7 separate regions of the Mus musculus genome follow, and regions 1, 2, 3, 4, 5 and 6 are each linked to region 7. The links are chromatin loops, found by intact Hi-C in ENCODE. Cell type or tissue: heart. All regions are shown on one strand. Links, peaks and the distances in the headings refer to the core of each region. The heading gives the core; the rest is flanking DNA. Region 1 has its middle 24 kb from the start of Gm39034. Region 2 holds the start of Gm29328 (a long non-coding RNA gene). Region 3 has its middle 120 kb from the start of Gm44689. Region 4 has its middle 8.4 kb from the start of Gm29683. Region 5 overlaps Gm36011 (a long non-coding RNA gene). Region 6 holds the start of Gm36260 (a long non-coding RNA gene). Region 7 has its middle 14 kb from the start of 6030442E23Rik.

Region 1 (4,426 bases), core at 117-4,116, 81 kb before region 7:
CCCTTAGTCATATGCTTCTGCATACTTAGCATGAAGACCTTTGAGATAATTACATTCTGCATATCCGAGCCAACTAGCAGAGCTTCAAGATGACAGGAGGATACATCTGGGCCCGATAACAATTGCAAATACTCAGGGCACACTCTTAAAAAGAGCTTGTGTTACCATGTGAGACAGCATGTTTTACAACACTCACAACAGTCAGATAAATAAAACAGCTCTCGGTGGTGCAAAGCTTGCTGGGGGAAAAATGTATTTCGTAACATTTCATTTAGAGCAGAAAAATTTCCCCACTGAGAAGGGAACATTTGACCCTGAGAAAATGTTAAGTTCTTTCCACAGCTGCTTGAGGTAATGACAACGCAATACTCAAGACTGCTATTAATGATGTTGTATGGAAAATGACATCACCTCTCCTTCAGAGGGACAGTTTTGGAGCTATGGGTCCAATTTGAAAGACTAGAGAAGAGCTGGTATAAAAAGTCAGCCTCCTTACACAGTTCCAAACAGAGAGAGCTAGAGTGAAGAGTCTGTCTGTATATTTATGTTTGCACCCATGCTAAGCGGAAGATTTTTTGTTCGTTTTGAAACTGTCTTTCGGGGCAGGCTTAATGTGTGGAGCACAGCTGAAGTCAATTTCAATATTATCATTCATGCTTTGGAGTGGAAGTCAGGTAGGAAGAGGAGAAGCCGGAAACTAAGTCGTCCACACTTACAGAGATGCTAACCATTGCAAGTGAGTTCCCAAGCAAGCCGGCTGGCTCACAAGTTCAGTAGCCACCAGGCCCCTTTCCTCCTGCTGTAGAGAACTGCAGGATCAGAAACAGAGGGGCGCATTGACTGGTGCCTGCCACGGCCCTCCTTCCCCCTGGTGCGACTGCAATTTGGTGGATGCAGTTTGGCATGTGAGTGGTTAATATTCTTGCTCTTTCATTCTTGGGCACACTCTTGTAACAGTGGAAATCTCACACATTTACCTTTCCCTTCTGGACATTCTTCTTTCAGACTTGTCTGTCAGGATCAGAACTTTATCCTGATGGAGCAACAACTAAATATGTGACTCCCATCTCTCAGGCACACTGGAGCCCTTCGCTTTTTAGTAAGTTTCACTTTCTGAGTTTTAACAGATAAGGGAGGGGCGAGGGAGGGTTTTGGTCTCTGTTTAGCAGATGTGACTGACTGGGGCTCAGCTGTATGAGGATGCCCCTTACCCCACATCCCACATCAGAACCTTGCAGAGCCCAAGCTCAGGCCTATCGGATCTAATTAGATAAAGACCCTTCATTGATGAGACTACTTTAAAATGAACAGTGATTTCAGCTTCAAAAGTGCATGCCTTTCTTTTCTATATCTCAGACATAGAGCAAAGTCAATAGACCGACCCGCCCACAATGTGTTCTAAAATAACCCTGAATTCAGATGCACTGAAAAATGGTTAAATGAACTGATAAAGCATAGGGAATAACATATAATATCCTGTAGAGATGTACGCCTCCTACATAGATGGATACTGAATATACCTCTAAACATGTGTTATTTTAACAATCACATGCTGTAGCTCCCAATTTATTCTCATGAGGAGGGAAATAAACACAGATTTTCTTGACCGTAATTAATGTGTTTAGGGACCACACTCCACGTTTTACTGAGTCCCTGTGCACTGGGCTCCTTCGGTCATCTCTCTTGAAGACAAAATGCACCTTTTTCTTAAGTAGTCCCGAGGTTTGGTTTGTTTGTTTATTCAGGGGATGGTGGAAGGACATGGTTTCTCTGGAAAGCTGGCTCCTGTGTTCTCAGGGGTTATAAAAATGGGAATCATTTTTATTGGCAATCCCCGGGAATAGTGCTGAGACAAATGGAAAGCTGAAGATAAGGATCCTCTGAGGTGCGAACATACAGCTGTTGGGAATTGCCAGAGAATCGGACCAATAAAGGAAGTCACTATTTTTCCAGGCCTGAAGTGAGTTATAGGGCGAGACGGGTGTTGTATATTTATGTAAGGCAACAGCAGGGAGTTTAAGCGGCTGGATATTGCTGAAAGAGCATCATTCACATTCAGGCGGAGACAAAAGGTGGAAATGAAGCAACATCCTGGCCAAAGAAGGCCTCAAGACAGAATAATAACAGTTCAGAGAGGGGGGCTGTGTGCACGGCCGAGGGTCGGCCTCAAAACCAGGAAATGATCGAGATGCCTTGTCAGATCTTCAGAAAACAGTCACACACACGCACACGTGCAGGGATACACATACACACTCAAACTCAGGCCTGGCCAAGTGTCCTTGGGAAGGAGGTCATTTATCTTTCATAGAACTGTGGACAGAATTACCTGCAACCTTCATCAGTGTAGCCAACAAGATTGGCTTACCAAAAGTGCTGGAAAAAAATTGTATTTTGTACTGTTGTATGTGTACACACATACATACAAAAAATTTTTATACACACATATGTATAAAAATATGACATCCACATGTGTCAGCAGGCCTCTTGTTTGCTATCTGTTTTACACAGACTTCAAACTCACTGAGTTAGAGAAAATTCTAATTCAGGAAAATATTCTAAGAACATAGATCTGGTTGTCCTAGAGTTCCAAGGAAGGGGATGGGCAGGCAAAGAGACTGTCTTATCTTCTTGTTTATTTATTGTCCTTTTGCTTAGAGGAAGTTGCAAGCTGAATGGAAGGCTCATGAAATCCCATTCTCCTCTTGTGACAAATACTAAGAGGAAGAGAGAGAAAACCCGTTTTAGGGGGTTGGGGTTAGGGGTGGGAGAATGACCCCAAATAGGAAATAGAGGAGTTTCAGCATTCCATATCAATCTTTATAGGTAGTCTGTGGCAGTCTTGAATTTTTTTCTTTTATCCTCCTAAGAAGAAAGGGAAATGAAGAGACGACAGGGGGTTGGGGGGCAGTTATGGGGATAATTATGATCAAAATAAAGTGCAAGGAAAAACATTTTTTAATTAGTTAAAGAAAGAAAGAAAAGAAAGAGAGAAAGAAAGGAAGGAAGGAAATATTCTAGTATACCCAAATGTGAAATGTTACTGACCTTTCGAATGTTGGGTTGTAGATGTTTCTGAAACTACTCATTTGAGTACAAGCCAACAAACCAAGCACAATTAAACTGAACATATCCTATCCTATAGCCAACTTTCTTTAACACTAAACCTGAGTGGTCATTAAAATAAGGAATGGTAGGCACAGCTGGCCTAAAAAAATGGTGAGAACTATCCAAAAGTTATCTGAGGAGCTGATAAGAAAATTTGGGAAAAATTCAAGAAAAATTAAAATGCTTGGTAGTAAGATGAGTGCTTTGTGCACCACAGAGTCAAGGCCTGGCATGAGCTTTTCTTATTCATAGTAAGAACAGTATGACTGAGAAGGGTGTCTTGTGAAGAAAGGGTGTTTGTATCCTTGTGGGTATTTTCCTCAAATGTAAAGGGATCAAAAAAAAAAAAAAAAAAAAAAGAACAGAATGGCTTTCACTTTTTCTTTCCTTTTTCTTTCCTTCTTCAGTCTATGGCTAAATAAGCAGGAAATCAAAACAGCCAAGAGTGATAACTAAGCAAGATGAATGGGATGCACTGGAACGCAGTAGCTTCCTCCCCACACTCTTCCTACCCTGCCCATGCCAGCTTTCTGCTTCAGGTCCAATATTGTCAGAGCATGGGATTCAACAACTTTCCTAATCACCAAAGGCAAGGAAGACTAAGAAGTCACATCCCAAGAGTTAGCAACTTGTGTATGGTGACAGTTTGTGCTGCAATTGCTGGTGAGCCTACTAGACAGAGTAGAGAAGACAAAATCCTTTAGAAACCACATATGTAGCAAAGTGGTTCTCCTTTCCAACTTACTATTTTCCACTGGGGAAATATATAGCCCAGCATCTCAGGGCTGGGGTCGTCACGCAAGTTCATTCCTGGCTTCTGAAGCATCAGGTAACAGGCTGGGCCATCTGCAGGTTTTCAAAACCACGAGTCCAGTGGTCTAATCCTGTATGGAACATTTAGTGTTTTGATCACACATCCCATCTTCTGCACCACAGTGCATCTCAGGGCATGCTTGCCTGGCAGTAAAAAATTCACTCATGGAGAACATAGAGTAATAGGTCACTTGCTGAAACATACATAACCTAGAAGTACCTGAAGAAAAATGCCCTTTCCACAGAATTTAATAACCATTGGGAAGTAAAAATCTTAAACAGTCTCCATATAAGTGCTTATGGTGTGTGGGCTGATGGATAGACAGGTAGTCATAGATAATACAGACAGAAACACACACACACACACACACACACACACATCCCTTATAACAGAGTTAGAGGGAGAAGGAATGTGTCCTTCCTTTGGATTCTCCCTTAGATATTTGAGAAAGCAATTGATAGTTACATCGCAACACCCACGGGTTGCAGTATGCTGAGGAAAAAAAAA
Region 2 (4,426 bases), core at 326-4,325, 140 kb before region 7:
GCATAATGAAGTGAAACTTAATGTGTTGATGATCAAAGTGTAGACCTAGAATTTGCTTGTCTACACCATCCCTGTAGCAAGGGTGTTTGAAATCACAGCATCCATGATTCACCTCAGTTGTTCGAATGAATGAGATTTTAGAACTAAGGTGGCATGCCTTTCCTTTAGGGGAGGGGGCTGTATAAAATGCTTTGTTAGACTACTAATTTTTTAAGATTTTTGTTCAATGGAAATATTTTTTCTTCTTTTTCTGAACATAGGATCTCATTGTTCTAGGCTTGCCTCAAGCTTTCTGTCTAGATGAGTTTGGACTCAAACTCCTAATCTTTCTATACTTCCTTTGTGCTAGGACTGAAGGAGTATACTGTCATAGCCAGTTTATATGTTACCAGGAAAGAAACCCAAGCATAAGGAGCAAGCATTCTACCAATGGAGACACACCTGCATAGCCTGCTTTTCTTGTCCTTTCCTCCCTCCCTCCCTCTCTCTCTCTCTCTCTCTCTCTCTCTCTCTCTCTCTCAAATCCATCAAACATACTTGTACCTAATTGTGAGAATTATCTTCCTTCTAGATATCAGGATATAAATTACCAAGTACACACACACACACACACACACACACACAATTTAAATAACAAAAAGCAATGAAGCAAGCAAACAAATCCTACTCTGATATACTTGGAGGTATAAAATGTTCTCTTTGAATTGTCTAATGAGTCAGATTAAATGAATTCTCTACATTGTGTTGAGTTATGTCCAATCAGATTCATAAGGGCAAATAGGGGTGAACCAGCCAGGGACATGACCTCCACTTGCCCCCATAATTAGTGTGTATTGTTGGGTGAGAGGGGAGAGGTGACTCAGTGGGAAACAGACCAGCTATTTAGAAGACGGCCACAAACACTTTCTGTTTTCAAAACGTCCCCCAGATACAAGCCATCAAAGGATATGAGGGAGGTAATTTTTGAAGTTCTGGTTATACCTCAGAATATTAAGGACGTTCTCAAGTCCTGCTCATAACTCAGAGTTATAAAGAAAATGCTACATAATGAAATAATCAGAGAAGTAGATAATCGTTAAGCAGAAACTCCCTTTGGCCTCCACACTAATCTGGAAGGGAAATGCAGGTTAGAGAAATCAAAGCTGCAATCTTAATTTTCAGAGCTGCGTATATCACAGGACATGGGCAAACCAGGAAACAGAGTTTGGGCAGGAGGTAGGATGAAGCAAAGAGTGTACCCTGGTGAGTGTGCCCAGGGTGGTTGATAAGGAAGTCTAAGGAATATATGGTGGGGTTTCCACTGGAGCTGCTAACTGGGAGCTACCGTTTCTGGAGCCTGGAACCTTGAGGCTTTTGCTGGTGAATTGTACTCAAAATAACCACATTGAGGTCAAGCCACCCTGGCATGAGCGACTAAGACAGCTAAACAAAACAAAGCAAACCCAAGAAAACAACCCCCCCCCAAAAAAAACCCCAGAAGCTTATGGTCTACCTACTGAACAAAACAAAATCAGCTTTGGTTAATTTACATTTGCTTAATTTCTCAAAAGTTCCCTTTCCCAAGGTGTCAACCAATCTTATTTCTAGTTCGCTTCTCTTTAGATAAACCTATTTATAAAATCCCAACTCATTGACTTCTGGCAGAGATCTGTTTTCTACGCCATGAAATACACGGTGTGCAGAAAATCCTCAGCTGTGTTTCACAGAAGCAAGTCGCTGTAAAACGGAGAGGATTGTACCTGACCAAAAGGCAACCTAAACTCACAATCCACACAAATAGTTTCCTGAAACTTTGTTTTAAAGTCAAAGGTAACCCCGGTGCAGTGGGGGAATCAGGGGCTCCTTCCCTCAGAGCTACAGTTCAGGAGAGGTATGGGAAAGGGCTGGTTTCCAACTGGGGCGGCAGAGTGCTCAGATGTCTTCCTCTCAGTTATGTTTCCTGTTACAGCAGTAGCTAGGGGGTGATCACAAAACAGGAGGATATTTATTTCCTGGTTTGGGCTGACTAATGAGCCTGTAAGAGATACTTGGGACTTCTGTGAGCTTGCTCACACTGGAATGTCTCTCAGTAGCCTGGTTCCTCTGTTCCCCTTCCTCTAATATCAGGGGAAGGTGTGTGGCCTACTGGTTCCAAACTTACAGAAAACAGAATGGAACACAACCAAGGGCTTTCAGGGCACATAACAACTGCTTCCTCATTTAGTAGCAAACTAAGGGCTTTCAGGGCACACAACAACTGCTTCATCATTTAGTAGCAAATGCAGGGGGATATGACTTCTTTACATTATGTTTTCCAAATCCTACTAAGTAATTTTCAAATCAGGGTAAAATGGGAAGGAAGCAGAAGAAAATGAAAATGCCAAAAATGAAAATTAGTTGATAAATATAATACCAGATTCACCATCTCAACCACAATAATAATGCTAAATGGCATATCTGAAATGATCCCACCAAGTCCCGTCCCTCTCATAGACTCACAGGATATCCCGTCTCCTGCAGAAACAAAACATGGAAATGAATCAGCCGATAAAGGATTTTCTCCCATTGAAGATGTTGGTGATTTTGTCCTGTGTTGGGGAAGTTGAACATTGAGATGGATATTCATAATCTGTAGAGACCTCTGCCTCCCTCCTGTGCAATGCAACTGTGTGTGTGTGTGTGTGTGTGTGTGTGTGTGTGTGTGTGTGTGTGTGATAAAGAATAGCAGACTAAAGGTAAAATGCTTTATCTAAATATGAGAAAAACTCATGCCATAGACTGACCTAAGAATTTAATTCTTTCTATCATGGGTGGTTAATCTTTTGACTGACTCCCCCAGCTGACTGCTTTTCTTTTTCTTAGGATATGTGTAGATATTAATGTAGTGTCAGTATATAGTTTACCTTTTTCTTGAGGGTACTTAAGAAGAGGATAAGCTAATAGCTCAAGGAGGTGTAGTGATGTCATAAACAAGAGCAATAATGATGGTTGTATTGAGCATTCATTCTGAGATCATTCCAGAATTCTTACCACAATACTTGTCATTTCCAAAACCTGACTTGCTCTTATACAACAGGTATTTTTATAAACTTACAGCTGAAAATGCATAGAGAAAAAAGGCGTTCCTTCCGTTTCCAAGATTGACATGACCTAGAGAAGAATTGTTCTAGAGTCAGATTTAGGACAATTTTTTCCTACGCCTTCAAAAGACTTGAGCTTTGACTTTCTCCCCAAAGATAAGCTTAGTAGCATTCATATGTCTTTCTGCACAGACCAACATGGAAGGTTTGCTTGGGAGAAATATTTCAAAGAGGAAGTGAGGAGAGATGTGTGGCGTAGGCATCTCAGGCAGCTTTCAAGGTTAACACTTACTCCTGTTTCCATGGCCTGCTCCTTTTACTCAGAGACAACATGATCAGCTCTGAATAGCTGCTGCTGTCACCAGCCTCTTGCGTGACACCTGGGCCAGAAAGCCATAGTGAAGAGTGTGTTCTTCACAGAGCATTTGGGGAAAGCTACAAATAGGGGCTATGGATTTAATTGGAAAGGAGGGGAGGGGAGGGGAGGGGAAGGGAGGGAGAGGAGAGGAGATCTATAGTACCACTCTGAGCTAACTGGATGTCTTACCCACATTTCCACTGTGGGCATTTAAATGGGCCACCCAAACTCTTGACATCCTTCACTGACCCTTCCTAAACAATTGTGAACCTAATGACTTTGTTTTTGGATTTTGGAACTGAACTTCACAGGGACTGATTCCAACCTTGGGTGGTGCTGAGAAAATTCAGCCGTACCAGAACTTGGCTTAGACCACCAGTGCGTTTCATGTGAGGGCCTTTTCCCATAATCTGACCAGCATGGTTTATGAATGTTCTGGGGAGCAAAACCTGGGTCCCAGAGGCCGAGAAAGGGCCATGCCCTGCTCCATTAGAAGACCACACAGCCATCCACATTCCCCTCGGAGTATTTATAGTTCAAAAAAAAAATCACATCACCTCTCTCCTTCGGAAGCTGCGGGTGAAAGTGGGGAGAGAGCCAGGAGCGCAGATCGTGTCCTCCAGCTGAGAAAGCCTCACTCTTGGAAAAGCTAAGAAATAAATAAATAAGTGGGGGGATATCCAAATGGGATCGCTCTTCAAACACTCAAATGATCTTATGCTAACAGTTGGGATTAAACAGCTGTCTTGTGGTTGTGCGATCATAACAGATGCTGCGCGTTTCCTGCTTGCTTTGTTTTGGTTATTGCTGTTTGTGTAGTTCATTGGGCTGACTTCAGCTTATGGGATACAGGTTTTTATGATCCTTCTGTGAGGCAGAAGCAGCTTCATCATCTCTCTAACAGGAGAGGGGATGTGTGAGAGGGGAGTGCGGAGGGAGTAGATGGTGGACTCTTCGGTGTCTCACTGGGAATGATGTCATATTGGTGAAACTCTAACACTCCGGTTTA
Region 3 (4,426 bases), core at 123-4,122, 350 kb before region 7:
GAAGGACAGAATGTTCTTTTGGGAAACTGTTTTCTTATGCCAAGGCCAACATTAAGAGGAGCACAGAATATTTTGCTCATCAATGAGTAAATTCATTATTATGTTTATTCACTTTTTTGTCCAGGTTTTAATTCAATCTTTACTCATAGCCTTCAAAGTCAAATATGTGGTACTAGAAACATGAAGAAGACTAAGGCATTCCTTTGCTTAGGGAGTTAGAGTTTAACGAGAGAAACCTAGAATATGAAAGGATGAATATAGAATGGAGTGGGCACTGGTCCAGGAGGACACAGAATACAATAATAATGGTGTTTGGGGTTGAGCCATTGTCTGGCGACTGAGTCTATAGTTGGATAAACATGACTAAGGGAAGTATGGGTAGATTAAGGAAAGGATAGACACCGGGGTAATTATCTGAGGAAGGAAGACTGTCTTTTACAGCCCTATGAAGAAAGGCTTTCATAAAAATTACATGGTCAAATTGGAACCCGGAGAAGCTGGGCATGGGGAGGTCAGGTGAGGCTAGCTATGGGAGATAAGAAGCACAGACTTTATTATCAAGAAGCCACTAGACTGAGTACAAGAAAATGTCAGTTCAACATGAGAGGAAGTTCAGTTGAGAAATTATTTACCCAATGGTGAGGATACATAAACAAGCACAGAAAAATACACTTGAAGAGACTGATATTAAGGAAATGTCTCTAAGAAGCCAAACTTATGACAGGTTAGAGATAATTAGGAAAGAGAGTGGCAGGTCAAAGATGCTCACAGCTGTGTCAGTTTGGCAACGATTGAAGAAAGAATAATAGACACTGTATTCCTGAAGAGGAGTAGCCATGCTACAATGGGAAGAAGGGAGTCCTTGCAAACTGATGGGTGAAGATGGGTTGTAATGGATTACTTGCTTGATAATTGAAAAAAATCACCCAGAGATTCCATATGCCAATGTAGAGAACACAACGTAAAAGATTGAACTAGAACATGCCAGAATTTCTACAAATTCAATCATAGAAGGGAAGTTTCAAAAATAATGTATTTGATTTTAAATGGGCTTCATTAATTCATTAATGTATTATCAATTAACTTATCAAGAAAAATTCTTTTAACATTTAATATAATGGGAAATAACTAGGGATCAAGAAGCGATAACGCATGGTCTATAGGGGTAAAGTAGCATCCACAGTAGCCCACGATTTTATAGTTTGAGAAAACTTTATTAGAACACACATCTATATTGATTCAGTTAAATGTTGCCTATGGCTATTTTGATGTTCAGTGGCTCAGATGAGAAGGTAATTGTAGAGATTGCCTGATTCAAAAAGCTATGTAGGAGAACAGCAGAAGATGCTCCCTCTAACAATCAAAGAAATGGGAAAGCCAATGGGAATATATTTACCTGAATTAGGAAATTGGTATGGTTCTTCCTGTGTCACTGAACCAACTTGAAGAAGGATGCTTAAAATGTTTTAGTAGAATATTTGTTCACTCCATCCACCTGTTGCCGGCACATGAAGGTAAATGGTGCATGAATGGCAAGGAATAGTCAGTACTGGAGTGTGGATGGCCTATGGAAAGGGTCACTGGAACCCACAGACCTAAAGCAAGGTCGGGGAACCCTAAGGAGCAGCCACAGGAGGGCAGCAAAGTCACATGATGTTAAAAATAGCTCCTTGGGAGCAAGAGAGGCCAGCAGTGTGCCTATTTAAAGAATTATCTGGAATTTAGTGTAATGCAGCCGAAGATCCAATGGGAGTTGCTTTAGCATGACTAATAGTTTCCCCTGGATCAAATTAGGAAGTACTCAGAAATAAAACTTTGCACTTGAGAGAATCCACATATTTGAAAACAAGAGAGAACTTTGATTATCAGATGATGTGTCAGTTAGTTCCTGGAGAAGGTGTGTGTATGTCCACTTAAATAATGAATGTCCCCATTTTATCTGAGTCCTTCAGAAAATGGCATAAGCACACTACCACCATAATCCTGCAGTGAAAACAAAATCTTCTTATAATTATTTTACAGCAACAGTAGACATTGGACATTGAGAAACAGCATCTTTCTTTCTCTCTCTCTTTCTTTTTTCTTTTTTTCTTTCTTTCCCTTCTTTTATTTCTATCTGTCTGTCTGTCTTTCTTTCTCCCCTCCACCACATTTACTTATTTTGTGCTCTGCTCTTGCCAAACATTGAATTTGAGAAGGGGAATATAGCACAAGATTAAAAAGAGAGTGATGGAGCTGTTTTTTAATGTTAAAATCATGCTCACACCAAGAATAAAAAATACCCATAGGGAATAGATCCTGACTTTAAAAGATAGTTCTGCTTTTATTTCTGTTCCTTGCTTTGATTTTGGTCATATGTCATGCCACATTTTAATTTGAAAATGTAGACAGACATCTAAAATCTTTGGCTTGGAAGGACAGAAGATCAAAGTTTTAATGTAGACAAATGTACTTATTCCATTTTTTAGACTTTATTTTGAAATTTTATTTTCAAACACTGAGCTTAGAATCAATTTTTATAACCTATTTAATTGAACTTATATACCCCTCCAAAGTTGACATGGGTCTTAGAGGTGACAAGCCAGTTCTTGACAGAGGCATGCCCACCATTCAACCTTCCTCAACCCGTTCTCATCTCTGGTGATAGTCTTTGTTGGCTCATGGCGGTGCATCTATTAAATGCTTGCTGAAATAATTATATTTTGAAAACCCTTGATATTTAGGAGGAAATTGATGACTCTCTAAATCAGGATCAACTTTGACCAGATCTTTCCAACTAAGAAGAAGTGATGACTAAATAATTATAACAGTTATAAGAATTTTTTTTCTTTGATTATGACAATAGATAAAAGCTTACACATTGGGAATTAAAAGGAACTTTAGTAAAAAATAATAATTAACTTTGTAGGGGTGTATGTATGTGCTAAAGGGAGAAGGCAGAGAGATAGAGAGTGTAGAAAGTAAGGGAGGGGCTGAGACAAATGGAGCCCTAGCAACTTTTGAAGCAGCAATAGAAAGATGTATACATAAATGTACAGCTTTAATAATTTATAGACTGTTTTCACTTACAGACAATTCACTAGGCTCTGCCCAATAGTTACCTTGCAAGAGCTTGCACTGCTGCTTGCTAGCATTGAGCCAGGCATATAAGAAGACCTCTCTCTCTCTCTCTCTCTCTCTCTCTCTCTCTCTCTCTCTCTCTCTCTGTCTGTCTCTCTGTCTCTGTCTCTGTCTCTCTCCCTACATGTTCCTGGCTCATCTCTTCCTCTCTTCCTGTCTTTCTTCTTGTCTTCCTGTCTTCCTCACCCTCTCTCTGCCTCCACCCTTTTCTCTTCCCCAAAATAAATCTTTATACTGGTCTTGTGCTATGGCATGATTCCCCACATGGGACACCCCTGCAATTATACCCAATTGTGCCTCATTATAACATATAACAGTCTTTATAGAAAAAAAATGTACGTAAGTCTCTAGCACAGTTGAATTCTAACTACAATTCTCCCTACTTGCTTCACTTTAAATAACTGTTCCTGTGCTGTGCAGCTTCTGCAACCTCAGTGCCCTGAGCTTTGCTTCCCAGGCCTTTTATCAGGTTGTGGATGGTGAAGGATGAATTTTCCAGGTAAGGTCTCTGAACATATATTTGTATTGCCGCATCTGCGACACATGTGGATAACGGATTCTGAGTTCTGAACAAGCAGCCCAACCCTAGGAAATGAATGGAACACTGGGCTTCTGACCTGCGGGCCCTGAATTCCGAAGAATCCTGCTGTCTGCAGACATCACATGACACAGCGTCTGGAGAGTCAAATCATTCGGTGATATAGCTTAAACTGCCCTATGGACCCTTTAGTCTCTTTACTCAGTAAATTCATTCCTAATTAAAGACAAGCCTTCAACTATAGCCACACCTTTTTTTTTCTGATAAAGAGAAACACGGAAAACACCAACTGAAGGAGTAGAAATGAGAGGAAACAAGAGAGAAAGAAAAGAGAATTTTTTCAGACACACCTAAGTGTAACTTAAGCCCCATCATATGACAATGCAGGTTGGAGTCAAAGCTAAACTCTTGCCTTATACATGCGTCTATTTTCCATATGAAGGATTGTCCTCTATGGCACTGTCATAAGTAGCATCTTAATTAAAAGAAAAATGAGGTTGTCCTACAGATCTAAGTTGGGAAAAATACACAGATACTGTGAGTGAGGATAGGATGGTGTTATCTTTGCAGTTAGTCAGCATAAAATACACATTTACCCAAGTCAGTACCAAAAGGGGCTCCTGTGGATGAGAAACACACAACTCCAGTCTTCCCACACAGCTCAAAAAAATGTAAGCAAAGTTTAATAACTTGAATGTGAAGTTTGCCATAGGGAAACATCATGCTCTAAACTCAAAAAAAATTAATAAGATAAAAATAACTCTAGCT
Region 4 (4,426 bases), core at 240-4,239, 880 kb after region 7:
CACTGAGCTGTTAGGGACAGGGCTCTCTAGAAAGCGTTAGGCCCTATAATGTCTTGGGCACCCCTTCAGGCTCAGCATTCTGAGTGGAAGTGTGTGTGTGGGGGGGGGGGCTAGCCCAGGACAAGTTCTCAGTTAAGAGAACTCTCAGTTAAGAGAGTCCGAGGCTTATAGAGGGTATCCAGAGTTCGTTTTGGTGATGGACAGAGAAGGAATCCTGCCTTCCAACTTGCCAGGTCTAAGAGCCCTCTAAGCCTGCGGGGATACCCTGCTGGATGGTAGAAACATCTGCTTATACTGCAAAAGGCCTGGCCTAGCTCTGTACTTATTTTATTGGGAGATGTGAGGCAAAGGGTGTCCTAAACAGGGTCTTAGGCCTCTGAAGTTCGGTAAGTCCCTCCTATTTCTTCCTAGTTTAGCTGGAGAGATCTGATAGAAAGTGAAGAGAGGGTCGGAGGCAGCGTGGGCATCCCTTGTGCTCTGGCAGAGAGAATAGGAGACCCCCATGCGGGAATTGATGGGGACAAGGAAAGGGAAACCCCGACCTGCTAGTGGGGCGGATGCTTCCCTCTACAGCCTGAGACTTCCCGTGGCTCTCGCCTTGCGCCTAGCTTCGTCAGGCAAGCCTTGTTAATAACGCCCAGGCTCGATGGCCCCCGCCCTCCCCATCTCTCCACGCTTCATCCCTCTGCCTTACCACCCCCCTCCCCACCTCTTCCTTCCTTCCTGCAAATGGGTGTTAACGTGGGTCTTTATGTTCTGTCTATAACTAGGATGTAATCACGCGCCCCATGCCTCTCTCTAAAAGCATTTAATAAATGTCTATTAAAGCGCTACAAATGTAAGATGAATTTAGTGGCGCGGCTGCCTCCCTGAATCCAAACGGTAATGATGGATTTATCAACGGGGATTCGCCTTCAGCACAGCGAGGGAGGTTTACTCAGCAAATACGTCGGCGAGCACCCACCCAAATACAATCATTTGACCCCCTGCGGGCGTTAGCCGCTGTGTCCCTTCCCAAAGCTAGGCAGGCAGGTCAGGGTCGTCGGGGCCAACTCAGACCCAGGAGGACCAGAGGGGAGGTCTCATCCATCTCCTGGTGTCTAAATCCCTCCTCCTCTGTCAAAGGCCTTGGATCTTCCTCTCTTGGAGAGTGTGTAGGTACCTGGCCTACAGATTTACAGGTGGGGAGCAAAGGTTCTAAGGGCAGAATGAAGTGTGACATCACTGAGTGCTCCAGCATCCTTCTTGGTTTGGCAGAGATAGCGATTGCTCCTGAGTCTGCAATTGTGTAGCTTAAATGTTCTGGCTTTGACTAGATTCTCAAGGCCTGGGATGCTGTCTGACTGAGTTAGGGCACAGCTCTAGGACAGATGCCTCTGGTCTTCAGGCCTCCGGAGAGGCGAGTATGTCTATCCACCTTACCTCACACTCCTTAATCCCACTAAGACCAACCAGAGGTAGCCTTCAAGAGTGGGGCAAAACTTCTAGACCTTTTCCTCTAACCTGATCCTGTTCCTCACAACCTGACCCTGCCTTGTCCACCTGGTCATTTAAAGTTCTCTGGACCATGGATTTTCAGAAATTGGTTTGGGTTGTGATCTTTAACACCCACGGTCCCATGAACTACTATATTTTTATTCTTTTTCTTTTCTTTTCTTTTTGTCTTTTCTCTTCCTCCCCCACCCCCTTTTTTCCGAGGAGGGGTTAGTGCTGGCCTGTTCCATCAAGCCCAGTTCGCATTTGCGTTGGCTTCTGAATTCTCTTTCTTCTTTGGAAATTTCATTGAGATGTCTCTGTACTCCGCTTGTCAGTTATCTTTGTTCCTCTTAAATAAAGGGCTTTTAAATGGACTTATTGCTCCCAGCGTGGGTTCCTCTCTCTAAATGTTAGAAAATTGTGCCATCTACCCGCTATGCCGAGTACTGTCACACTTGGAGACCTTGGGGACCTCCGGACTGGCTTCAATGCTGCAGTGTCAGGGGCCGCTGCGGGCAGCAGGAGGAGGGGCGGCTCACGTGGATTTTTACAGCTCTCCGCCTGCAGCCAGCCCTCGTGGCCGCGACAGGGCATGGCCCGCGATGCGCGGAGCCTCCTGCTTTCTGGCGGCCAGGAACTTGGCTGCAGCGCTTGATCCCGGACCAAATCGCAGGCGTGGCGCCGGGGCTCTTCCCTTCTTCGTGAAGCTGTTGCCGGAGGAGGCACCTGGGTTGGCTTTAGACTGGGACAGCCACTATGGGTCACGGATAACAGAGGACAATGGGGCGAATAGGGCCTGTCCGGGAGGGGCAGAAGGAGGCTGTCGCAGCGCTGTTAAAGAGCTCTCGGCAACGGCAACGTCTGCATGGAGACTGAAGCCGGAGGAGAGCAAGAGCGGCTGAATGCCTTCCCACGGCTCTTGGCCAGAGAACTCCTGGCCCCGTAGTTGGGATACAACTTTCAAATTTGTTCTAGTCCTGTTCGAGAAAGGGCAGAACTTTCCTTAAGTGGAATGCGGTTTTGATGGAACGCTTCAGAACAAGTCAGGTGTATGGTGTGGGGTCTCCTCGCCATGACCCCTCCGGAGTAAAACACCACCCACAACCGCAGGTTATTTTGAATGAGTTAAAATGGATTAACAGTTTAAATTTTATTATGTAGCTACCCCTTTCAGATCTCCCCCCCCCCAATTTAACCCATTAGGGGTATTAGCTATGTTTTTTCCTTCCAAGTGTCAGTTGAGTATTTATGCTTTTGCAGAGGGGGAAAATCTTCGATACGGCGTATGGCTTTTATTACATGTTTCACACTGTTCAAGAAATGGAGTTTTAAGCAACATACAATTAAATCTATATTGCTGTTTGGAGGAGGGCCAAGGAACTCGGCAATCAATTAGTTTAGATCTTTTGATACTTGTTGCTAAAATACAAGTATAAAACTACAACCTTCAGGGCTAGCTGCTCCCCTCCTTTTAACAAGAAAGCAGGCTAGTTAGGAATGTCAGAAGGAATGGCAGTTGCTCTTGCCTCCAGTTTATCCTTTGAATTCTTCAGTGATACTCACAGATTTTTTTTTCTACTTCCTCCTTGCCTTCCCAACAGTTTCTTGTCTCCTGTTTTTAGCTTTGTTTTAGGATTTTGTTAATAAATTTACTTTTTAATTGTATTATTTACAAGTGACTTTTTCACTCATTACTTTCTTTTTCTTCTCCTGTAGCCTTACACCCAAGAAGGAAAACGGCTTAATATCTACCAAAGTACACTGTTTTCCCAACAAAGGCAAATTTTATTCTTTACAGCCAGTGCAGGGGGGGGGTCTCTCTTGTTTCTTTCTTTCTCTCTATCTCTCTCTCAAACAAAATAAAACAAAACAAACCCCACTATTTCATTAGTAATCATTTACATGGAGCAGAAACTGCTGCTTCTGTCAAAGTGTCACCATTTATGTCCCTGCCTGTCTCTGGGGCAGTCCCTTAGGCTATTGGTACTCTTTTTTGGCCTCCCTGCTTCGTGAGAATAAAGGAGTGAATATCTAGCCCAGAAGACAAAGAGGGGAGCCTATGGGGTCTCCATAGCCCATAAGTGGCTGCAAAGGCAGAGAGAGAGTTCTGGAAAGAGGGGTGCTGATATATTTTTAAAACCTTTCCCCTCAGCATGGTCTCAGCTCCCCCCATCCCCCACCCCCGCTTGTAGGGGTGGGGTCTAGGACAAAAAGTCCATCTCCACCTCTGTCCCCTTCACCAGCCAATGATAGCCAAACTATCACCTCCTCCAGCATGGGGTGTTTAGAATATCCCTTTCTTTCCAAAAAGGTTCAGAACCCGGTGAAGTGTCTGGGCAGAGTGGAGTGCCCCTAATAGCCTTCAGAAGTGTCACTTTTCTTCCCAGGAAGTGAAGACTCCGTGACAGGTGGGTCGTTTGCTTAGACCTAGGGCACAAGCCTGGCAGGTCACGGCTCCCTGCTCCAGTAGGCTCCCCACTGATATGACCATGAAAAAAACTTCTGCCCTAATTGCTAGAAGGTCTGGGAAACATTTTCTCTGCGCTAATTTTATATTTCCCCTTTCCCCCTTCCAACATTAAACATAATTTTGCGCTGTCAGTGTCACTAAGATTGCGGTTTGCTGATGTCTCTACTTGGAAACACGACCTCCTCGCCTCCAATAAGGAGTCACTGCCTCCCCATCAGGAACTTCTGGGGTTTTGTGACAACGCAGAGAAGAAAGGGAGGGGAGAGGGAGAGAATGAACAAGGTAGTAAAGACAGTCCGAGGTCCAAGATTCCAATGCCTCTTAGCCTGTGATGGAAGTAGAAATGTTCGGTTGTTAGCTTATTTGTTTAATAAAATCCATCCCCCCTCGTGTGTGTGTGTGTGTGTGTGTGTAAAACAGAGAACCACTTTTAAGAATTTCCTGTTGTATTCCAGTTTGTTTGTTTTTGTCCTCTCTCTT
Region 5 (4,426 bases), core at 234-4,233, 130 kb after region 7:
TCATGAAACCATAACATAGGATTTTGCTAAACAATGTCCAGCCCAACATATATATTGTAGTTACACAACTATGCCCTTTGTTTCTCCTCTGTAAAGGAGAGAGTTATTATTAAATTATTTTAATTTGTAAGGACTTTCCATTTTTTCTCTGATCAACCTCTACCCTGTTACTTTAGTTTTTCAAGCATCAGGGAGATTTAAGCCAACTTTTTGTTGTTGCTGTCAAAAGATACACTGACATATCATAAAGATTATAGAGATTTACAAAGATCAATCATCCATGTTCCATTTCCTATAAGACATCGCTACAGAGCCCTTCTGCATCAAAGCCAATGACAAGCTCATTCTGATGAAAAAATTTTAAAGTTGGACGTATTTATACCAGTCCTGGGGAAGGCGCATGTAGTTAAATAGGTCATTTCCAATTTTAACAATTCCACCCCCAATCCCATTCAGCATCTTTGACACAGAAACCCAGTTTAACTCCTCGTGGGAGGGACACCACTCTGGAGCTGCTGTCCCTGAGTGCAGCTGTGTGTCGCTGGGATACCTTCTTTACTTAAAGAGAGGCTCTTCAATGAGCCTCTGCTCCCGGCAGATGGGCTGCTGGGACACTGGAGAAGGGAAAATTTATTTAAAACATAAAGGAAAATTCACAAAATGTATTAACCACTGTGGGTGAAGGAGATGAGAAAGACACTGGTTGTTAAAAAAAAAAAAAAGATGAAAAAGTAGTGTAAGAGTTGAGCTCATATGTATTCATTCCTCTGTGAGGATACTCAGCGTGATCTATGTATCTACCTTTATCCCTCAATACATCTTGTATTGAGTATTTAAGGTCCAGGATTTCTTTGTAAAATAATGTTTACAACTGACTAGGACACCGCTGACTAGAATTTTCTCCTTGGAATAAATCCAATCATTTCTTCCCGCCGGCTTCTGCTGACAGGGTCAAAGGTTGCCTTAACACCTCTTTTCTTGAATCACCCAAAGACATACACCCCAAATCCTTAACAGCTCCCACCAACTTGCCATCTAAAGCCATCTCTCCCTCCTTGCTGGATTTGGTGAAGGTGCATAGGAAAGAAATCACATATACAGTAAAAAGCTTTGCACGGAATAACAATGCTTACTGCCACAGAGGCGGATGGCAGAGTAAATTGGGTCATTGACCTTGAACCTCCAAAGGCCTGAGGTTAGATCTGGATTAAATCACGAGTGAAATGATCACAGAGGTTTTGCCTCAGAAATTAGCACTCAGGTTGATTCAGTCTGACAGGAGAAGGCAAGGATGCCAGGGACTAAATTAAATAGAATTAGATTGTTATGCCTAAGTGGGGCATCTGTTGAGGATAAAGCTTTATTCTCATCCATCTTAACCTAATGAATACCCACGTTGGATTTTTTTTTTAATAATACATGGTTTAAAAATAGTTTTGAGATGGCATAAAGGATATTAAGACAGCACACGAGGCTAAAATTGTACAGTGGCTATACTCGTTGGGCAAAAATAGTTATGAAATTAATTACAGCTGAATGCCAGTCCTTGAAAACTACTGGCTATAGCCATGCCTCGTTGAGATATTCATTTGAATTCATGTTTAGTATCTTTCTCTATCAGACTTCTCTGTAGTATTATTGAAACTATCAACATTGGCTGAAGAAGAGTGATTGGGATCTTGAGTCTTAAAAGGAAGGGGTTTTCAGCAAATGGAACCTGGTTTGTAATAACAAGGACTATTTGTACACTGGGTATAATGAAACATTCCAGGGACTATGTGATTTTTTAAATACTTTTTATTTTAAATTCATTTTAAAGCCTTCTGCACTAGTTTCTATTATGTCCAATTGATTCAGGAAGAATGGACTTGGTGACATCTGGATATGTTGGCTTTCCCTCACTGTAACAAAAAGATTGACAACGTATTTAAAGACAAGAAGGCATATTTAATGATCTTAGTGCATGTTTGGTTGTCAGTGCTGCACTGGGGCCTATGGAGTGTTGCAATAGCCTGTGATGAAGAAGGTTCTTCACCTCAAGATGGTTAGATTGAAAAAAATAAGTAGAAGATCCGATATTTCAACAGTGTCCTCTAAAAGAACAAGTATTAATGGCCAAATTTCCCAGCATAGGATCCCACTTTCTTAAAATTTTGTTACTCCATGATAGATAACTCCATGATTGTCAAACCCTTAATATAGAGAGCTTGGGGGCATTCAAGGTCCACGATTTAGCACTGAGGGGTGGGGCGGGCTTAAACGTTGCTTGAAGTTCTAAAACGAAGCTTGGTTTGTAATTTCCCCACTTAGCCTTGCTCTGGACTCCATACTTTCACTCTGCCATGTTTGGAATAGAAATTCTTTGAACTTCATAGATCTATGGTGAACATCAGACCCATATGCTCTACTGTCCTGCCATCCCATGATGACTCTCTGCATACTGCATTCTTCAGCTCTGATGAGCGAATTGGTCAAAGAACTATCAGATTGAAAGGAAATGTTGTTTAGCAAAGTTTTCGTTTTAATTCTGGGTTACCTGGACTATCAGCACTCCAATCTAGCTCCATCTCTCCAACAGGGTTATTAGTGAGTGTCACTTTGTCCCAACCATACAATGACTATTGTATGACTATTTCTTCCATGTTAACCTAAACAGAAAGAAAAGAAGTACAGTAGATGCCCAGTCAGTATTTGTCTCCTGTTTATCTTCCTCCACTCCCTCTAAGCATGACTTCCACGCTTGAAGTCTGCCTTTCTACATAAACAAGCCTCTTAGTAAGCTCGAACGCCTGGTACATAGCCAGCACCCGATACGTTAGTCATCCTAAAATACGCGAGTTTGAATTCCCAGCTTACGAAGACTGAACATTTGCCACTCTCCTTCTTTTCTTTTTTTAAAATATTTTTTATTATTATGTATTTTCCTCAATTACATTTAGAATGCTATCCCAAAAGTCCCCCATTACCCCCCCCCCACTTCCCTACTCACTCATTCCCATTTTTTGGCCCTGGCATTCCCCTGTCCTGGGGCATATAAAGTTTGTAAGTCCAATGGGCCTCTCTTTCCAGTGATGGCCGACTAGGCCATCTTTTGATACATATGCAGCTAGAGTCAAGAGCTCCGGGGTACTGGTTAGTTCATATTGTTGTTCCTCCTATAGGGTTGCAGATCCCTTTAGCTCCTTGGGTATTTTCTCTAGCTCCTCCATTGGGGGCCCTGTGCTCCATCCAATAGCTGACTGTGAGCATCCACTTATGTGTTTGCTAGGCCCCAGCCTAGTCTCACAAGAGACAGCTATATCAGGGTCCTTTCAGCCAACGCTTGCTAGTGTATGCAATGGTGTCATCGTTTGGAGGCTAATTATGGGATGGATCCTTGGATATGGCAGTCTCTAGATGGTCCATCCTTTTGTCTCAGCTCCAAACTTTGTCTTTGTAACTCCTTCCATGGGTGATTGTTTCCAATTCTAAGAAGGGGCAAAGTGTCCACACTTTGGTCTTAGTTCTTCAGAACCCAGATGCCCCTCAACAGAGGAATGGATACAAAAATGTGGCCACTCTCCCTCTTAAAGGGGATTATAAATGGTTTTCTGAAAGAATTGGAAAGAGGAAAAGAAGGGGGGGGAGAGAATTGGGAGGTGAAAGGTTAAAGGAAGGATGGAAGGAGAAGTTTCCTCAAGGTTGCTGATGTAGAGTAGACTCTCAACTAAATGTGTTTCAAGAGTCTGCTTTGACCAGTTTCTCTTTTCAGTAGAACCATGTCTGTCTTTCGTATCTGCCTTTTCATTCAAACGCATAAGTTATTATCCTAAGAAAGCTCCAGGGGCTTGTAACATCCCTCAGTTAACTAAACTCAGCATTTAATAATCTCAGAAATAGTCCTGGATGAAAATAGAACAGGCATCCAAGAGCCCTAAGATCAGGGGATCTACATTCTCAATAGGATCTGTGGAACCCATTGATTAGCTAACTAAGACTCAAGGGACCCAGAACCTGGCATAACATTTGATTTCTCTGACACAGGAACACTGAAACTCATAATCACTAACCGTGTAACATCTGCTTGTCAAGTCTGTCTTCTATAAATTAAAATTTTAAAACTGTTATTTTCACATTGCTTACAAGTAGATAGGTAGGACAGTAAACATAAAGAAGACCCATTTTTTCTGGCTCACAGATTCTCTGATTTTGAAAATATACAAAGTAATACTCTCCCACTTTTTTTTTCATTTTAAAAGATGTTCAAGTGTATGAAGGTCTGAAAGAATTGGACAGTGAGCACTTCTGCAGCTGGATTCACCAATCATCAACAGTTTAGCTGACTCATCTGAAGGTAAACTGCAGATAGCAAACCCTAAAGACTTAATTAGGCATCTGCAAGGGCAAGGGCATTCTCCTGCATCAACACGTAGTTTTCTGACCCAAG
Region 6 (4,426 bases), core at 317-4,316, 150 kb before region 7:
GCCCACTGAGCAGGAGCCCTGCATTCTGTAAAACAGTAGCTGATGTCCAAACCATACACAAATCAGTAGACATCCCGGTGGTTTCCGGTTTGTATCATGTGTTCCGGTGAGCCTAACATTGTTGGTATTGCTTGGTGATATCGAGGCTACCAAAGCCCCTCACCTCTCCTCCCGGGTTACAAGCCTAGGTTCCGAAGAAAATTATAAAATTATTATCTCTGCTTCTGTGTGAACTGATATTCTTACTGATTCAAGAGGAAAAAAAAAAAAACAACAAAAAAACAAAACAATTGAGGTAAACTTGGTTGCAGGCAGCAGTAGCAAACTAAAAGAGACAAATGGCCGTTACCCACTTAAGAAAATAATGTTGTGCTGATTGACAAACTGCCTTTACATCTCAGCTCCTAATGGCTCTTACAGAAACAGGGGCCTGTCAACAACAAACTTGATTTCTAAGGTCCCCAAGGTAATAATAATCCACTAATTTGACTGGCTCCCAGCTGGCCCTCTCCAGCAGTTTCTCTTTGGTTTTTGCAGCCCAGAAGACTTCTTCTCTTTGAAAAAAAAATGAGGGGGCTGGAGGTGGGCTGAGGGAAGGGTGGGCAGTAAAGTTAGGAAGTAGTGTGCAGGGAAAACACATGAAAATATAATGTGAAAGTTTCTTGTTGCAATAGAGCTGTTAGGTTTGGCATGAAGACGGCTATCAGATGCCTCCTTTGACATTAGTTGAGCCTTCAGTAAGTAAGACAAGCCTGAAGGATTAGGTTGTCAACTTCAACCTGTCATCTTTGGAGTCAGCAAAAAGAAAAAAAGGTGCTTTCTTGTTTCTTGCTTCTTTTCTTTTCTTTTCTCTTCTTTCCTTTCCTTGTCTTTCTTTTTTACTTGTCTTTCTTTCTCTATTTTTTCATCCCCCTCCCCTTTTTGTCACTGTTTGCATCTTCTCCACCAGTTTTGAGCTTTTCAGGCAAGGCAAAAGAGACAGTTAATAGGCGACAACCTCAACCCCACACTGCTCATGAAAGTGTCGTCTTTAAAGAGGAGAGAATCAAGCAGGCTGTAAGACTAATCGCCCTGCGCCGGTATGAATTTATCTAAAGAGGATTTCGTGTGGAACCCCCGGAGCCGGCCGCCAAACGGATGACTGCACAGTTTAAGAAAGTTAGTGGGACTTGTCCCAATCAACTGTCAGGCTGCATAAAAGGTTTGGGGCAAGCTGACTTAAGCAAACAATATTTAGCCGTCTAAGGATACCATAAGGCCTGAGATTTTGCTTTGTTGCGCTGTCAGGAAATATTGGTACGTATCAAGTAACACTCCTGGTGCAGAAGAGGTGCGTCTCCTTTCTGACTATCTCTATTTACAAAAGAGGCCTGTGCTCCCAGAAGGGTGGGGGCAGGGAACGTGCCAAACCCAGCACTTCACAGAGGTCCTTGCTTGCTTTTCCTGGGATCACAGTCTTCTTCAAAGAAGGAAAAAAAAATGAATTGAGCTAAAAAAAAAAATAAAAAATAAAAAAACCCAACTTCATTCTAAAAAAATAAAAATTAAACATTATTTGAATTTATAAATTCCCTGATTGCCTAGCAAAGACCCTGCCCATAGCCCCCAGACTGTCTGCTATGGATTCTTAAAAAACATGTTTCTCATTGTTTAGCACGTTCTGAAGTATGTTCAAAGCATCCGAGTCTCCAGTGTAAAATACAATCAGGAATATCCAGCTATCAAGCCTACACAGTAAACATTCTAAAGAGGTCCCATGAGCCAAAACTATTTTTGTTAGAAATAATCTCCACAATTCTAATGACTCATCCCTTTTAGTGTTTTAAGTACGTGGGGGAAGAAAAAAAATCATGATGTCTCCAGTTGGAAAATTGCATTGGGAACACTGAGTTGTTACTGAAGAAAGGCAGTTGAGTTGGAGAGTTTAATTTAAAAGGAAAAACAAAACAAAACAAAAACACAAAACAAAACAACAACAACAACAAAAACCCATCGTTCTTTATCAGAACACTCTAAACGTTCATTTGCTTCAGTATCGTTGTGCCTGGGGTGAAGTCCTTGAAGATTCTGGTGCTGAGAGTGTCAATGAAATACCCTTTGGCATTAAGCGCTCTGCCTTGAATCCTGATTGTGCCACCTGAAAGGAAAGGAACGGGAGTTCCTTAACGGCGTAATAAACCAGAAGAACCGAAGGGGAGAACCCGCTTGTTCTGTGAAGAAGATCGCTCCTAGTTAAACAAAGAAATTTGGGGTCGTCTGCTTTTCATGGAAATCTCCTACATATGGCCTTTGAAATTTGTCACTGAAGATGGGTTCCGCTCTAAGGTAAAAAGCCACTACTTTATAGCCTTTCAGCTGCAAGTCTCTGGATTTCCCCCGCCCCCTCTCTCTTGGCCTGCAGCCCAATATGAATGTATGATCACTAGTGCAATAGTTAAACATCTGAGTCTTTTTGAAGTGCCTTCAATGTTACAAGGATGTGATGGTTGATTGCCTAGCAGTCAGTTCGGAAAGGAACTACCTTCTGCCCCCTAGTGGTAGAAATTAATAATGGCTGCCTCGTCATACACCCTTCTCAGCCACCTCAGTTTTCCAGCGTTATGCTTAAATACTTAATGCTGCCTGGGATATATTTCTTTTTGCCCTCGAGACATGGGAACTTGCCATTTTCTCAGACTAACCTTGAGCTCTTAATCTTGTAATCCACCTGTCTCAGCTTCCTGACTGGTTGAGACTTGAGGTGTACCCTCTTGCCTTGGCCAAGGGTGCATTTTAAACAGTGCATGTCTGCACTGTGGGGAGGGGACTGCTTCCTGTGTCTCTGTGTCATACCTTGTATAGCCTCAACACTCTGCACTTCTCTGTTAAACAAAGTACACAATACTATAAACAGACATCGCCCCTAATGTAACTTTCTTCCTGGGAACATTCTGGACGGACTTAATGGGGAATATTAAACAAGTATGATCGGTTGGTGCTGCCAAAATTAGAAACAAAATGTACTTGTATTCAAAAAAGGTGCTGTGGGCTCTTGGGTATTGTGGAAACTTTGTGTCTCCTCCCAGAAGACACTTTTTTGTTTTGTTTTGTTTTGTTTTGTTTTGTTTTGTTTTGTTTTGTTTTTGTATTACATCAGGCAATATAAGCAAGTTGCACTAATTAGCACTGGATATGCCACAGGTCACATCTCCTTGTGTTAAAGGTCATCAACTAAGCCACATACACTGATATAGAGAAAGGGATTGTAGTGTGCTGTCAAGAATGTGCTGGGGCAGACACTGGTCACATACTACATATTTTCCCTCACTTGCAGGCAAGCTGAAAGGAATGTGAGTTTTGTTATTCGTTTATTTCCTGTATTGAGTTTTTGATTATTTTTGTTTGTTTGTTTGTTTGTTTTTTCATCTCTCACACAGAAGTCGAATTCCACATACAGCCAAGCATTAAAGGGCAGGTGGAAATGACATCCGCGATGTAGGTCCCCTTTAGGTTGGATATGTGTTTAGTGAGTGGAAAGGAGACAGAGAAGGAGGAGAGGGGGCCCTCAGAGAGGGGATGGGACAGCTGGACCATGTGGAATGTGTCAGTTTGCTTCTGGGCCACTATTGTGCTGCTGATGTTGGAATTCGGGCAAGGCGTGAGGTTATTGAATAAGGAGCCATGTAGATTCCAGCTGTCAACATGTGATCAGCTCTTTGTACAAAGAGAAGTTTTCTCTGGCCTCCAGTTTGATTGCTAGTGACAGCTACACGTTTCCCTGGGCTCTTTATGCTACCAGCTTGCATTTGGGTAGCCTTTGGCTCTGTTCTCTTTTCGGACTGGCCCTGTAAGCTTTAGTACCTGGCTCGTGAGGGCATGTTGACTGACATTGAAATGACGGGGACATCAGGCCTAATTCCAGAAAGGACATTAGGGCTGGGATATAAACAAACAAACAAAACAGTCCTCTTTTTAAAGAGAAAGTGCTTGCTATTGTTTATTTAGGTTTTGTGCACATCTATATGTGGTGTGTGTGTGTGTGTGTGTGTGTGATCTGTATGGGTCCATACATGTATGGATGGCTGTGTACTCAGTTCTGTTCTTCACCTTTGTTTTGACACAGGGTCTTTCCAGTGACCCCAAAGCTTACTGCTCCAACCATTAAGCCTGGATCTTTCTGTCTCTGTCCCTACAACCCTAGAGGTTTTAGACCCCCATTGCCACATCAGTTTTTATATAGGTACTGGGGATTTGAACTCAGGTCTTTATGCTTGTTCAGTAAGCATTTTACTCACTAATCCCATTGATCCATCTCTCTATCTCTACAGGAGTTTCCTTGCAAACATTTTACTTAAAGAGGGAAAACAGTATACTACGCCCTTTCTTACCGGAAGCATGCCAACTGCTGTGTAAGTATGTTAATGAAAGTCTTTCTTCAAACTGCTCC
Region 7 (4,426 bases), core at 186-4,185:
TTTGCATGCCCATTTATTTACTGCTCCGTTGACCTGTGTCCTTTGGAAGTCTCAACTGTGCAGTTCAGGCTTCTGCCATGCACTTGGGCTTAGCAGATGAATGTCCAGTGTTTGAGAATGGATGAATGAATAAATTAATAGATGAATGTGATCATTTCTTCAGTTAACTTCCATCGTACAATCAACTGTTCTAGACCTTATTAGCTTTAGTGAACTGTGTTTTTATAGTCCTCTGTTGGTCATCTGGGATTTAGTTGGCCATTGCTAAGCTTGACCATGCTGCCTAGGTTGGGGAAATTCACCCATGCACACTCTTCATTTCTCATTTGAGAGAGAAAATGCTGCCCAGGCATTAAAAAAAATAGCCACAGCACTTATAAAACCCCTTAAGTCATATTATTTCTACTACTTCCTATTGGTCAGAGCAAGTTGTAAGGAAAGCCCTAGATCAAAAAATGAAGTAATGAATTCTTGCCCTTCAGTCATACGACAAATGTCTCTTCTCAAAATAAATACAAAGGGGTGGTGGAAAAGTTGCTCACAGTAACATGGGCTTGGGAAGTGGCTCATTTTCTCAAGTGCTTGCAGTACAAGCATAAATTCCTGGGTTCTGATCCCAGAGCCCGTTTAGGAAGCTGGAGTGTTGAAGTAGATTTACAACACCAGAGGTGGAGAGGTGGAGGCATGAGAACACCCAGGGCTGTGTGCTCTTGCAGGCTAGAGAACGGCATCAGTAAGTAGGTACACATACATAAAAGCAACTATATACACATACGCACACAAGAGAGATCACAGTAATAAGCAAGCCTATTAAGAAAATGTTGATAACCACATGAAGATAAGATATATTTGTTTACCAATTATTAGAACAGTGAGAGAAAATATCAATATTGGTTCTTCACCTTAATTTCACCAACACAGAACCCACCCAGTGACTTGAATGTGGTCTCTGAATACATATTTATAAAATTAGATTGAAATATAGCTGAACCAATGAAGAAAGGCATTAACCATCCAAGTCTGGGATCCGGGTCTGATTCCCTGGATCTACGTAAAGGTTGAGAGAACAGAGATCGAGTCACCTCAGTAAACGTGTCCTTTGACCTCCACACCTGTGTTTGGACACACTCGTCTATCCTGCCCCACACATGTAGACACAGTAAGCAGTATATTTTTAAATTTAGAAAAGTCACAATAGGAAAAAATCCTGATGGTTTTATTTTTCTGTACTTTTTAAAGGCAGAATTCTCAGTGGACAGATGTGTTGTTGACATAAGATGAAAAGCTAGATGTGAAGTGTTGACTTTAATGAGTAAAAATAGTTTTAGGCTCCCTGTTCACATGTGTCACCCATGGAAGTTCATTTAAACCATTGCAAGCCTCCAGTAACAATACACAGGCTGACCCTTCCCTTTTGCCTCCCAAGGTCACTCTTTAAAGGGGCTTAGTGAAATCCCTGGGTAAAGTATCTCCACTGCTGCGCCCTTACAGAGACTGGGTTCCATCAGGGTGGATGCTTAGCCTCCCAAGTCTAGGCATTGATTTACAAGGAAGAACATAGCTTAGAAACAGGAGAGAGGAAGAGAAAAAACAACTAAAACCCTGGCAATAATCAACCCTTGTGAATTCCTGGCTTTCTTCCCTGGGGGGCCCAGTGGGGCCCACTCGACTGGGCCAACCCCACACAGTGCACACTGGATTGGTGGTCCGCTTATCAGGGAGAATTCCACCCACTCGGCCAAAACATACAGAAGGAAGCACACAAGAAAAAAAAATGTGAGTCTCAGATGCAAGCCTGGGGATTGAGCTTTGTGCAAAGCAAATAAGATGAGAGGGGAATTTTTCTTCACTGTTTTTCCTGTTTCACAGGACAAGCACTAACGAGATGAATCCTTAGTATATCTGAGGAGCTTTACTGCAGAGAGTGGCATGTTAGGTGACCAAAGGGATGCTTTCGGTCATTTGTCCTAAATTTGCTCTATAAATGCATTATTTAAATGTGATGTAGTTGAAATCATCCCCGTTTGCACTGCTTGATTTTTATTCACATGCTACAACTGCTATGCACATTAAAGCTATGCTGCATGGGAGAGAATGCGCAGAGCTCCCTTGAATGACCTTCTTTCTGTTGGGTTAGTGGACAGTGCCAGGATTCAGGCTTACAGACATAAAGCATTGAGTTCTTTGAAGCAACAAGATGGTTGCCTGATCGAAACCTTTGATCTACCAGTGTTTAGGAAGCACACCCTTCAGACCTCTAAAACCATGAGCCAGTGGATGTGCCACCCTTGGTCCACCTCAGTCTCCTGGGTTGTATTGACAGGCAAAGCTTTCATCTCATAGGGCCATCTCTAACATCACGATTTTCTCTCTACATTTTTCTATATTTATAATCCCATCCCATTTTCTCCTAACAACCACCTGTTTAGTAACCCTTTGAAGGACCGGTCTGCAGAGGTTGAGTGCATGTCCCCATTCAACTGGAGCAACAAAACTGAGAGTTCTCGGGGCCATTGCTAAAGTTCCACTGTGACCCTGGACTGAGAGAATTGAACGTTCTTAATAAATGCTCTGTGGTTGTCAACTTCTCATCTATACAGAACACAATTGGCTTTCAGAGGGGAAACTGGAGAATTTAACATGCTCATTCATGTTTCTCTAGATTGCCACGCTACTCCAGAATAGAGGAGGGAAATCAAATCGGAGGGAGGGATGAGTAGAGGAAACCAGTAAGATGGGACCCCAAGCTGTTCTCGTAGATACAGCTGCAGGATTCTGCAAGCACATGTCTTGTTTCCAATGGACTTTGGAAAGGCGAATCCATCCAAGTTATTTTGCCATAAAAGGGAATCATCTCTTGAGTTTGCTTTCCTAAAATCCTGTGAAGCGGAATGACCACAGCACTCCCTAAGGTCCAGAGCAAAGAATCTCCTTCTCCTCCCACATCCCGACCCCTCAGGAAAAAAAAAAAAAGATTTCCCACTAGAAGCTCAAATAATTACAAACATTCTTTGGACAGAATACAAAATTTGGGTAACAGGAGCTTGGTTTGCAGAGGGAGAGTGTGATTCATGTGTATCGTTTGATTGTATATTATCTATGAAGCTATCAAATTTGGGAGTTGACTACACATGATAATGGGTACAGGGGTGCTGTGTGTGTGTCTGTGATACATGTTTCCTTTGATTCTCTCTTTGCTACTTAACTTTAGGAAGAGTCCTAAAAAGAGACCCAGGCACTGCCAATCTCTGAAATGGAGTCTTGCTTCTTAAACCATGTCTAGGTAAATTACCTTTTCCGTGTGAGCATTTCCTTTGAGGAGAATCCTGAGGAGGAGCCTCCAGGGAACAGGCTAACTTTTTAATGGCTCTCTCAGATTAAGAGGAAGGAAATATGAAGTCCTTGGGGGAGGCACTTCGCTAGGCTGTCTGCATCCTGTAATTCTTCCTGAGTCTGTGAATCATACTTTTAAGACTCCTTTTCAAGGGCATTTGTCTTCCTTGAAGAGAAGTCCAAAGCCGAGAAGATGAGGTTTAAAATAGATCTCAATCAAGCTTTTGCCATAAAATCAATTGTGGGGGTCTTGCTGTCTACCCTAGGAAGGTTGACTCTGGTTACATACATGCCTTCTGTCACCATGGGGGACACTGCATAGGATGGTTCTTTAGCTTCCTTTGAGTTTCAAAATTTGCCAATTTTCTGTGTCTTCTCTGTTTCTTTGAGCTATACTGCATACAATTTCCCAGTCACAAGCTGCACTGGAGAATGATTTCCGGCTTGCAGGGAACACTGGAAGGGCTGAGTTGTTACAGCATCATTCTTTGAAATCACTTTAGGGAGAGGTCTTGCTTTTAAAACAGCATTCTAAATGAAATATCCAACAAGCAGACAATTAGAAAGCACACTTATACCAATTCCACAAAGCCAGCAGCACCTTTCTAAACAATTTCTGCCATGACTGGGCTTTATCATAGAGTGAAGCATTAGGTCACTCAAATTTCTGAAGAATTAAGGAGCAACAAGAACACAATTCTTAAAGGTCTAGGGTGTTACAATAGCAACAGCTTCAGCAAGAAAGCGCATTTTACTGAAGCATGAATTTTAATCTTTAAAGAAAGCATTAAAAGTCAAAAAAGCCCGTTGAAGTGTGACAAAGGACAAATACAAACAATATGGAACAGCAACAGAGCACACAGCACCAGCACTGAGCATGCGTGGAAACTGTGTGCTATGACCACACACCACCTGGCAATGGAGGTCATAAATGTGCCCCTTAGATGTTGGGTATTAATGATAGGACCAGATGTTGTAAAATGGCAGGGGATAAAACTTTCCATTCATCTCAACTGTGTTATTAAAACTAAAAGTGCTCTGAAAAGTTTTGTTATTGCTTAAATCCAAAATAGGATCACACAAAAATGAAGTT

Evidence for each region. A loop is a pair of places that touch in the nucleus more often than their neighbours do. Peaks named below come from ENCODE experiments on the same cell type or tissue, not always from the same donor. Only the 100,000 strongest peaks of a DNase experiment are listed, where the experiment ranks them.
Region 1: a loop joins it to region 7, with 3 times the contacts of the local background. A loop is called at or near these places in 5 of 42 quality-filtered maps.
Region 2: it touches region 7 in a loop (2.3-fold over the local background); 4 of 42 quality-filtered maps call a loop at or near these places.
Region 3: a loop joins it to region 7, with 4 times the contacts of the local background. A loop is called at or near these places in 3 of 42 quality-filtered maps.
Region 4: it touches region 7 in a loop (5-fold over the local background); 2 of 42 quality-filtered maps call a loop at or near these places.
Region 5: a loop joins it to region 7, with 7 times the contacts of the local background. A loop is called at or near these places in 5 of 42 quality-filtered maps.
Region 6: it touches region 7 in a loop (3-fold over the local background); 5 of 42 quality-filtered maps call a loop at or near these places.

What each region holds. Positions count from the first base shown.
Region 1 is chr7:71,309,301-71,313,726 of GRCm38, reverse strand. No RefSeq gene overlaps it. Among named protein-coding and RNA genes, the nearest start is that of Gm39034, 24 kb to the right of the region's middle. In heart, for the core only: no CTCF peak of the experiment used is centred there; a DNase peak (open chromatin) is centred at 2,106; H3K27ac peaks cover 1,054 bases.
Region 2 is chr7:71,368,476-71,372,901 of GRCm38, reverse strand. Gm29328 (a long non-coding RNA gene) reads right to left here and starts at 2,670. Exons shown (of 3, transcript XR_001778177.1): 1 at 2,479-2,670. In heart, for the core only: no CTCF peak of the experiment used is centred there; DNase peaks (open chromatin) are centred at 1,911 and 4,071; H3K27ac peaks cover 2,112 bases.
Region 3 is chr7:71,579,205-71,583,630 of GRCm38, reverse strand. No RefSeq gene overlaps it. Among named protein-coding and RNA genes, the nearest start is that of Gm44689, 120 kb to the left of the region's middle. In heart, for the core only: a CTCF peak has its summit at 1,626 (motif pointing right); a DNase peak (open chromatin) is centred at 1,650; H3K27ac peaks cover 284 bases.
Region 4 is chr7:70,343,964-70,348,389 of GRCm38, reverse strand. No RefSeq gene overlaps it. Among named protein-coding and RNA genes, the nearest start is that of Gm29683, 8.4 kb to the right of the region's middle. In heart, for the core only: a CTCF peak has its summit at 1,928; DNase peaks (open chromatin) are centred at 679 and 2,069; H3K4me3 peaks cover 1,467 bases; H3K27ac peaks cover 1,580 bases; H3K27me3 peaks cover 2,899 bases.
Region 5 is chr7:71,095,269-71,099,694 of GRCm38, reverse strand. Gm36011 (a long non-coding RNA gene) reads left to right here. Exons shown (of 6, transcript XR_391596.1): 4 at 4,239-4,333. All of the region lies in intron 1 of Gm39033 (a long non-coding RNA gene), which reads right to left. Among named protein-coding and RNA genes, the nearest start is that of Gm39033, 6.5 kb to the right of the region's middle. In heart, for the core only: no CTCF peak of the experiment used is centred there; no DNase peak of the experiment used is centred there.
Region 6 is chr7:71,377,365-71,381,790 of GRCm38, reverse strand. It overlaps Gm29328 (a long non-coding RNA gene), which reads right to left. Exons shown (of 3, transcript XR_001778177.1): 2 at 4,368-4,426; 3 at 1,906-2,137. Gm36260 (a long non-coding RNA gene) reads left to right here and starts at 1,971. Exons shown (of 4, transcript XR_882213.2): 1 at 1,971-2,325; 2 at 4,308-4,388. In heart, for the core only: a CTCF peak has its summit at 2,545 (motif pointing left); no DNase peak of the experiment used is centred there; H3K4me3 peaks cover 588 bases; H3K27ac peaks cover 3,405 bases.
Region 7 is chr7:71,228,355-71,232,780 of GRCm38, reverse strand. No RefSeq gene overlaps it. Among named protein-coding and RNA genes, the nearest start is that of 6030442E23Rik, 14 kb to the right of the region's middle. In heart, for the core only: no CTCF peak of the experiment used is centred there; a DNase peak (open chromatin) is centred at 1,690; H3K27ac peaks cover 1,257 bases; H3K27me3 peaks cover 1,105 bases.